2 separate regions of the Homo sapiens genome follow, and region 2 is linked to region 1. A link is a loop called in an ENCODE intact Hi-C map of the cell type or tissue named here. Cell type or tissue: PC-9. All regions are shown on one strand.

The links. A loop is a pair of places that touch in the nucleus more often than their neighbours do. Peaks named below come from ENCODE experiments on the same cell type or tissue, not always from the same donor. Only the 100,000 strongest peaks of a DNase experiment are listed, where the experiment ranks them.
Region 2: it touches region 1 in a loop (18-fold over the local background); 15 of 110 quality-filtered maps call a loop at or near these places.

Annotation. Positions count from the first base shown.
Region 1 is chr15:33,732,735-33,737,734 of GRCh38, reverse strand. It overlaps RYR3 (ryanodine receptor 3), which reads right to left. Exons shown (of 104, transcript NM_001036.6): 49 at 1,410-1,500. Among named protein-coding and RNA genes, the nearest start is that of CHRM5, 230 kb to the left of the region's middle. In PC-9, a CTCF peak has its summit at 1,880 (motif pointing left); no DNase peak of the experiment used is centred here.
Region 2 is chr15:33,991,930-33,996,929 of GRCh38, reverse strand. All of the region lies in intron 2 of AVEN (apoptosis and caspase activation inhibitor), which reads left to right. All of the region lies in intron 1 of CHRM5 (cholinergic receptor muscarinic 5), which reads right to left. Among named protein-coding and RNA genes, the nearest start is that of CHRM5, 26 kb to the right of the region's middle. In PC-9, a CTCF peak has its summit at 2,737 (motif pointing right); no DNase peak of the experiment used is centred here.

The sequences.
Region 1 (5,000 bases):
GCAGAGGAAGCAATACCAAATTAAGATGGTAATACTTTAACTATGGTTTTCAGTTAAAGTATTTTTTTGAGATGAAAACTGGGGCTGCTAGAGAGTAGAATTAGCCCTTGGAGGACTGTGGAATCTCTAAGAACATACAAACTGTTTTCTGCCTGGCATGAAGACAGGGGATTGAACTAAAGCCCTCTGGGAATTCTTGTTAGCACAGTAAAATGCTGCCTGAAATGCTCGCTTGGACTATAAAGGAAAGTGCTGTTAAAATCATTAGGTAGGATTTTCAGGTGTGGCTAGCCATTGCTAACACTTTTGCATATGGGAATATGGCAGGTGCCTCAGAGATAAAAGGTAAAAAACACTGTCTGCTTGGGTGGATGACTGATTCTGGTGTCCTCCCACCAGGCCCAGATGCCTCTAGTGATAAAATATTTGTAATTTATGAGAAAACCAGAAACAAGACAATAAAAAAAAGGGAAGGCCAGGCATGGTGGTTCACACCTGCTGTAATCCCAGCACTTTGGGAGACTGAGGAGGGAGGGTTGCTTGAACTCGGGAGCTCAAGGTTGCAGTAAGCCGTGGCTGTGCCACTGCACTCAAGTGTGAGTACAAGAGCGAGACTCTGTCTCAAAAAAATAATAATAAAAGAGAGGGGTCTGTGGTCTTTTTGTTAAGAAAGAGAGCCAGGCACAGTAGCTCATACCTGTAATCCCAGCACTTTGGGAGGCTGAGGCAGGTAGATCACTTGAGGTCAGGAGTTTGAGACCAGCCTGGCCAACATGGTGAAACCCCATCTCTACTAAAAAACAAACAAACACACAAAAATTAGCTGGGCATAGTAGCATGTGCCTCTAGTCCCAGCTACTCAGGAGGCTGAGGCAGGAGAATTGCTTGAACCTGGGAGGTAGAGGTTGCAGTGAGCTGAGATCTCACCACTGCACTTCAGCCTGGGTGACAGAGCAAGACTCCATCTCATTTAAAAAAAAAGTAGAAAACAAACAAACAAAAAAGATTTCTTACAAAGAAGAAAAGCACAAAACAGTATGGAATAGAAAAGGGACATTTTAATCAATTTAATGAAAAACCACAGGGCCTTCAAAGCTTTTTGAGATGAACACAATCTGAAAACCTAATTACATTGGGGAAGCACAAAATCTAAGTCCTCGTATTAAATGCAGCTAAATATCAAGCAGTCAGTGGAAAGCAGTTAAAGAAAATTGGAGCAATTTTCTTCAACCTCGGCATTCAAGAAAGGACTTGGTTTTGTGGGATCTATCTTGTTAGCTAACCATCAACTTAAGGGAGTAAAACCCATTTAGCATGTATTTTTCCTTCTAAATTGTGAAGACATCACATATTACAAGGCAAGTTTCCTGTGCAATAGACTGTATTTCTGTAACAATAGTGATGTTTACCTTGAGAGGCATTTTGCAGTATTCATTGAGTTGCGGCACATCAAAAACGAGGCGTCGCAGGAGTTGCTGTAACATGGAAGGCCTCAAGTGACTGCAGTATGAAATGACAAACGTAGATAAATAAAATGAAAACATAATAATAAAGGAGGAATGAAAGAAACACTGAACAATAAGCATATTACAGCCAAGCCTCAAAACAGCTCCTAATACACAAGATCTCGGATAAACAAGAGTAGATGATGAAACACTTGAAAAGAGTACAGTTAAAATTCAGAAAAAGAGTGCTAATGAATTGGGATACCCGAAGTGGAATTCTAATTGCTATGTGACAAAATGTTCTAGGATATATGCATACTCAAAATATAGTCACTGATTATGTGCAAAGAATATAACAGAAAGAAGGTGCAGTTCATTTTCTAGTCATCTCTAAGGTCCCCTGAACTCTGCAGAGGGAGAAACTGGCGTTGAGCAGCTGCACAGGTGGAATCTGAGGCCACCTACTGGTGCGATTTGAAGAGAACTTTAAAGCCCTCCGCCTTATGATCTGGGCCATGAAATTCTCACTACTGGAATCATTTGTTTGGGGTAAGGCTTTGTTCTCAAAACAACTCCGTTAATAGGCAAACACAGTAACTATTTAAAGAATAATCTATCAAATTACAGAGTTCATGGCACAAATAAATTTTGAGGTAGAGAAAGGAGAGATAAGCAACACGAATTTTGCTTTTTTTACATTGCCAAACTTTAAAAAAAACCTAGTGGAACCTATGGTTTTCTCCAGAGAAAGGTGTACACACATAAACACAATTTGGTATATAAGTTCAGCTCATGAATCCCTGGATTTTTTCCACTATTGCCTAAGGAGCTAAGGAGGTAAAGCTGACACCCCTTTGTTAAATGTTGGAATGCCAGGGAAGAAATCCTTGGAGCATCTACAATAAGAAGGATGTATGCAGATGGAGAACAAAAGTCGTCTGTTTCACAACTGTTTCTGGAGCTGGCCTTGTGATAAAAAGCCCCAGGGTGAAAATACACAGCAAGTAAGTAGCCTTGTCTCAGAATCCAATAGTTAGAATGCAAAAATCACTCAATGTTTCAATTATTCAGCTAATTAGCAATTGTCACCTAAGATTCACTAACTTGAATACAAAGAGTGCAATAAGTCTGTAATTCTGTGAATTCCTGACTTATTAAAATAAACAATGAAAAAACCTAGTTAAGTATCAGTTTGCCTGCTACATCTAGAGCTCAAGTGATCAAGAAGAAAAGCTCTAAAAGTACAGTAATAGGGGCTGTGAGCTCTACTTTTTGTTTGATGTAAAATTCCAATTTCTCGGCCAGGCGCGGTGGCTCACGCCTGTAATCTCAGCACTTCGAGAGATCAAGGTGGGGTGATCACCTGAGGTCAGGAGTTCGAGACCAGCCTGGCTAACATGGTGAAGCCCTTTTTCTACTAAAAATACAAAAAATTAGCCAGGCGTGGTGGCGGGTGCCTATAGTCCCAGCTACTTAGGAGGCTGAGGCAGGAGAATTGTGTGAACCTGGGAGGCGGAGTTTGCAGAGAGTGGAGATGGCACCACTGCACTCCAACCTGGGCGACAGAGCGAGACTCTGTCTCAAAAAAAAAAAAAAAAAAAGAAAAAAAAATCGAATTTCTCCAAAGTCTGATTCTTTAGAAATATTTGCAGCTCAAATCAGTCTCACCAATGCGACTTTGTTATTAGGAAACAGCTTATGTTGGGAGGCAGGGGTCCTTGGTTGATGTGGTTTCTAAAATACACCTGGAGTTCAGCTCCAGCAAAAGGTGGAACACGATCGCAGCTGTTATTGATGCATTACCAACCAATTACAAATTAAAGCTGATGGAAACGATTTCTTTTTGTGTAAACTCATTATTTACTCCATTTTCTACCGTTAAGAAAATAGAGGCTCATAAAAACAAATAATGGGGCATTAATCTTCCTTTTGAAGCGGCAAAGTGCAAAACCTAGGTACCTTATTAATTCCTGGAGGTTAATTGGTGTGTCCACTGAAATTTGTCTCTCTTGAAAGATCAAAAATATTCTAATTAGCTTAATTGTCTGCCAGTTATCATAAAAATCTTGTGTTGAATGAAGCAGTAACATAATATTAGGCCTGGTTTGGGAAGGAGATCTCTGGGAGAAAACCCTTTTTGGGGCCTGGGTCGAGGCCTCCTTCCCATCAACCAGCCTTTACTCCCCACCCCAAGAAAATAATACCATGCAATGACACAGCTTGTTCCATAAAGCAGTTAAAGCCTGTAGGCCTTAGACAATACAAAGACAGTAGATACAGCTTAATTTTAAAAAGCATTTTAAACATAGTGATCATTGTTATATTTGAAATATAAGCATGAGATTATCCTTTTTACAACATTTTAAAACTGTTTTGTAACAGGCTTTATTTTTCAGAGCAGTTTTCGGTTCACAGCAAAATTGAGCAAAGGGTACTCAGAGTTCTCATATATCCCTGGCCCCATACAGGCACAGCCTTCCCCATTATCATTATCCCTCACCAGTGGCACATTTGTGACAACTGATAAACTTATATTGAAACATCGTTATCACCCAAATTTCATAATTTACATTAGGGTTCACTCTTGGTGTTGTACATTCTATTGGTTTGGACAAGTATTTAATGACATACATCCATCATTATACTGTTTCCACTGCCCTAAAAATTCTCTGTGCTCAGCCTGTTCATCTCTCCCTCCCCCAACCCCTGACACCACTGATCTTTTCACTGTTTCCTTAGCTTTGCCTTTTCCGGAAAGCCATATAGTTGGAATCATACAGCATGTAGCCTTTTCGGATTAGCTTCTTGCACTTAGTAATATGGGTTTAAGGTTCCTCTATGTATTTTCATTGCTTGATAGCTCATTTCTTTTTAGCACTGAATAAATTCCATGGTCTGATGTACCACAGTTTATTTATCCATTCGCCCACTCAGAAACATCTTGATTGCTCCCAAGTTTTGGCAATTATGAATAAAGCTGCTACAAGCATCTGCATACAGGTTTTTGTATGGACATAAGTTTCCAACTCATTTGGGTAAAAAAACCAAGGAGTAAGATAGTTGAATCATATAGTTAAGAGTATATTTAGTTTTGTAAGAAACTGACAAACTACTTTCCAAAGTGACTATACCATTGTCACTCCCACCAGCAATGAATGACAGTTCCTGTTGTTCCACATCCTTGCCAGCATTTGGTGTTGTCAGTGTTCTGCATTTTGGCCATTCTGATATGTGTGTAGTGCTATCTCATTGCTGAGATTACCTTTTGGTGTGATGTTCTACTCACATCGATGTGAGGACCGATGAGTTTTTTTTTCCAGGTAGCCCTAGCTCCCCAATGCATAGTAATTTCATCTGTGATTAGAAAAGAACTCATTCAACAAGAAATCAAGACCATACTCAGCTGGCCCCTAAAGGGGGAAGGCTGTTGATCCTCTCTCTGGAGTGCCCTACAGCAGTGATTCCTAATCTGGACTACATATTGGAATCACTTGGGAAGCTTCAAAAGCCAGAATCTTGGGTCCCATCCCTAACAGTTTTGACTTTTTGGGCTCG
Region 2 (5,000 bases), 260 kb before region 1:
CGAACAGCCTCCTTTAGCTGGGAGAAGTTTGTTATTACCAGCCTTCCGAAGCCTACTTCTGTCAGCTCATCAAAGTCATTCTCCATCCAGCTTTGTTCTCTTGCTAGCGAGGAGCTGCGTTCCTTTGGAGGACAAGAGGCGCTCTGGTTTTTAGAATTTTCAGCTTTTCTGCTCTGGTTTCTCCCCATCTTTGTGGTTTTATCTACCTTTGGTCTTTGATGCTGGTGACCTACAGATGGGGTTTTGGTGTGGATGTCCTTTTTGTTGATGTTGATGCTATTCCTTTCTGTTTGTTAGTTTTCCTTCTAACAGTCAGGTCCCTCAGCTGCAGGTCTGTTGGAGTTTGTGGGAGGTCCACTCCAGGCCCTGTTTGCCTGGGTATCACCAGCGGAGGCTGCAGAACAGCAAATATTGCAGGACAGCAAATGTTGCTGCCTGATCCTTCCTCTGGAAGCTTCGTCCCAGAGGGGCACCCGCCTGTATGAGGTGTCAGTCGGCCCCTACTGGGAGTTGTCTCCCAGTTAGGCTACATGGGGTTCAGGGACCCACTTGAGGAGGCAGTCTGTCGGTTCTCAGAACTCAAACACTGTGCTGGGAGAACCACACCTCTCTTCAGAGCTGTCAGACAGGGACGTTTAAGTCTGCAGAAGTTTCTGCTGCCGTTTGTCCAGCTATGCCCTGCCCCCAGGGGTGGGGTCTACAGAGGCAGCAGGCCTTGCTAAGCTGCAGTGGGCTCTGTCCACTTCAAGCTTCCCCAGCCACAATGTTTACCTACTCGAGTCTCAGCAATGGCAGACGCCCCTCCCCCTGCCAGGCTGCTGCCTCACAGGTCTATCTCAGACTGCTGCGCTAGCAGTGAGCAAGGCTGTGTGGGTGTGGGACCCACCTAGCCATGTGTGGGATATACTCCTGGTGTGCCATTTGCTAAGACTGTTGGAAAAGCGCAGTATTTGGGCGGAAGTGTCCAGATTTTCCAGGTACAGTCTGTCATGGCTTCCCTTGGCTAGGAAAGGGAAATCCCCTGACCCCTTGCGCTTCCAGGGTGAGGCAGCGCCCCGCCCCGCTTCAGCTCGCCCTCCGTGGCCTGCACCCACTGTCCAACCAGTCCGAATGAGATGAACCAGGTACCTCAGTTGGAAATGCAGAAATCACTGTCTTCTGCATTGATCACGCTGGGAGCTGCAGCAGCATTTTAAAAACCCAAATGATATAATGTCCCACTAATGGCTTATGACCTGCAGTTTGGTGTGGTCTGAAGCATCTGATTCATTTAGTCATTTCAGTAACTTCGAAAAATGTCTGAGCAGAAACTCTTTAGTTTAATTAGGTCCCACCTGTCAATTTTTGGTTTTGTTGCAATTGCTTTTGAGGACTTAAGGACTCAAAAGTTTTCCCTTGGTATCCAAGAGGGATGGTTTCAGGACGCCTGTGGATACCAAAATCTAGGAATGCTAAGTCTCTGATATAAAATGGCAAAATATTTGCATATAACCTATGCAAAAAGTATAGATACCTTCCTTTATATACTTTAAATCATCTTTAAATCACTTATAATATCTAATGCAATGTAAGTGCTATGTAAAGTTATACTGTATTATTTTTTATTTGTATTTTTATTGTTGTATTGTTATTTTAAAATAATTTTCTTTATTCATTTATTTTTAGAGAGACAGGGTTTTCCTCTGTCACCCAGGCTGGAGTGCAGTGGCATGATCATAGCTCACTGCAGCCTTGACCTCCTGGGCTCAAGCAATCCTCCTGCCCCAGCCTCCTGAGTAGGTGGGACTATAGAGGTGTGCCACCCACACCTGGCTGATTTCTTCATTTTTTTGTAGAGACAGGACCTTGCTGTGTTGCCCAGGCTGGTCTTGAATTCCTGGTCTCAAGTGATCCTCTCTCTTTGGCCTCCCAAAGTGCTGAGATTACAGGTGTGAGCCACTGTGCCTGGCCAGTATTATTATTTTTTATTTTTAAAAAATATTTTTGATCTATGGTTGGTTAAATCTACCAATGTGGATGGTTGCCTGTATGTTATTTTTTTCTTCCCAAATTAGCTGGACCTCTGGTCCAATTCTCAAATGTTATTTGGAAGATAGACCTTTATCTAAGAGTACACCTTTATCTAAGAGTAGAGAATATAGAACTTCAAGAGTAGAGAATATAGCTTAACATATATTCTCTAAGTAGATTTCCATTGTAACAGTGAATTTTTGAAGACTTGTAATTAAAAAGTGAATTTCTATTTCACACACACTGTATGTATATGTCGATGCTCACTTTGGAAGATAGTTTGCCATTTTCTGATAAAACTGAAGATCTAGCACTTTCACCCTTAAAGGATACTCTAGAGCAGAGGTCCCCAACCTTTTTGGCACCAGGGACCGGTTTTGTGGAAGACAATTTTTCCACAGACCAGGGTGAGGATGACGGTTTCAGGATGATTCAAGCGTGTTACATTTATTATGTGCTTTATTTCTATTATTATTACATTGTGATATGTAGTGAAATAATTATACAACTCACCATAATGTAGACTCAATGGGAGTCCTAAGCTTGTTTTCTTGCAACTGGATGGTCCCATCTGGGAATGATGGGAGACTGACAGATCATCAGGCCTTAGATTCTCATAAGGAGCGTGCAACCTGGATCCCTTGCATGTGCAGTTCACAATAGGGTTTGGCTCCTATGAGAATCGAATGCTGCTGCTGATCTGACAGGAGGTGGCGCTCAGGCACTAATGCAAGCAGTAGGGAGTGGCTGTAAATAGAGAAGAATCTGCTCACTTGCCCACCACTCACCTCCTGCTATGCAGCCCGGTTCCTAACAAGCCACAGACCGGTACTGATCCATGGTCTGGGGGTGGGGGACCCCCTGTTCTAGAGAAACTCCAGCACGTGTGTGCCCAAATGTTCACAGCTGTATGTTCAGAAGAGCCTCAGATGGAAGCAACGCAAATATTCATTAATAGTGGAATGAATACTTAAATAAGTGGATGAATCTTTTCAACATAGCATGAAGTAAAAGAAACATGCCCACAGAATTCGTTAGTATGATTCTATTATATAAAGTTCAAACACAGGAAAAAAAAACCCTATTTTTTAAGGATGTATATTTAAATACTAAAGTGACAATCAAGGAAATGATTATTCCAGATATCATGATTGCGGTCACCTCTAGTGGGGAGATGAGGTGTAATGATTGAGGAGGGCCCGGTAGCAGGTGTGGTGTTGGCAGTATTCTATTTCCTGGCCTGGATGATTGTTATTTATGTTGGTTTAATAATTATTCTATAAGCTCATATGTATTATCAATTTTTTATTTTACAGATCTCTTTATAAAAGGAATAAAACTCTTTAAAAGTGGATTTCTAATGGTAAAATTTCTGTTACCACCATAGAGGTGGGAACCATTTTTGGAGAGGCAGCCCTTTCCAGCCTGCCTCCTTCCACTTGTGCCACACGGGCATTGCCTGCTCTGTTTGTTTCTGACCACTGACAGTGACACTCTCATTTTTATTAGTGGTGGATATGGGAAAGGGGACGGTTGTTCAAAGTCATACTTTTTCTGGTAAGATTGTGAGTCTTTAGGTGTCTTTGTAGAACTCTTTCTGTTAGTCTCTGAAAGAGATAATCATGCCTTTGGCTTTTCTTTTTGAACAGTATTCTTGGCAGTTCTAAGTTACGTTTCAAGAGCTTTGAAAATGGCACCCCACTCTTACCTTCAAACGTAAAAAGTAAGATCTATGAGAAATTTCTTCTGCCCTTCATTTTTTTTCCCCAAAAGTCAAATCATTGAATTCATGCAATATGCATTGTCTGTTCCTTTCAAGATGTCACAGATAGCCAGAGTTAGAAAAATGTTTAACAGTGTGAGCAGAATGCACTGGATCAATATTGAAGAAAACGTGGGGAAAATATTATGTGCAAGTCTGTAAACACTATTTTTAGAGATACAAATAAAAACGAAATAACCAGACTGCAGTTTGGTCAGTATAGTTGTTGTCTGTGCATATTTTTGCTTAAAACTATTATATATTTTCTTCAATTTAATTTTATGAAAAGCTATTTTGGGTAGGAAATTTTAATTGTAATGACATTGGAATTTCTTCCCTCCTCTGTTCCTTGTGCCAACAATTAGACTGAAGGGAAAAGAAAGGATATTACTCTAGCAGCCTGTACTTTTAAATTAAACCTCGAACCTTTTCTTTCCATGAGGCAACAAGACAGTTTTATTTGTCCTCATTGATTCAGCTCATTTTTTTCCCTCTTCTTGTATGGTATATAGTTTGTGCCAATATAGTCTCATATTACAAAGGCAATATAGTAGAAGAAGATTCTTCCCTTTGATATTTAAAACATCTGAAATAACACAAACAGAACTATAAATTAAAAAATTTGTTCTGGCTGACAGGGCTAAAAAAATTTTCAATTGGATAACCAAAAAAATAAAAACAAGGAAAACTCCGATAACAAAAAAACTTTTCCTTGTAGCTGAATATTGAATATTGGGCCTAATTTGATTTTCTTTTTTCTTTTTTTTTGAGACGGAGTCCTGATCTGTCGCGCAGGCTGGAGTGCAGTGGCGCAATCTCGGCTCACTGCAAGCTCCGCCCCCCGGGCTGACGCCATTCTCCTCCCTCAGCCTCCCGAGTAGCTGGGACTACAGGTGCCCGCCACCACGCCCAGCTAACTGTTTTGTATTTTTTTAGTAGAGACGGGGTTTCACCTTGTTAGCCAGGATGGTCTCAAATCTTCTGACTTCGTGATCCCCCTGCCTTGGCCTCCCAGAGTGCTGGGATTACAGGCGTGAACCATCGCGCCCGGCCTGATTTTCTTTTTAAAAACCTTCAAAAGATAAGAGCAGAATTTGTGTGCTAAACTGCTAGTCTCCAGCGCCATTTTGTGTTTTCTGTTGTTTTGAAGCAATTCTTTGTTTTTGCTGGTCCAGCTGCATCATTTTCATCATCCTGAACTATCATTTTCCTGCCCTGAAGTTGTGCA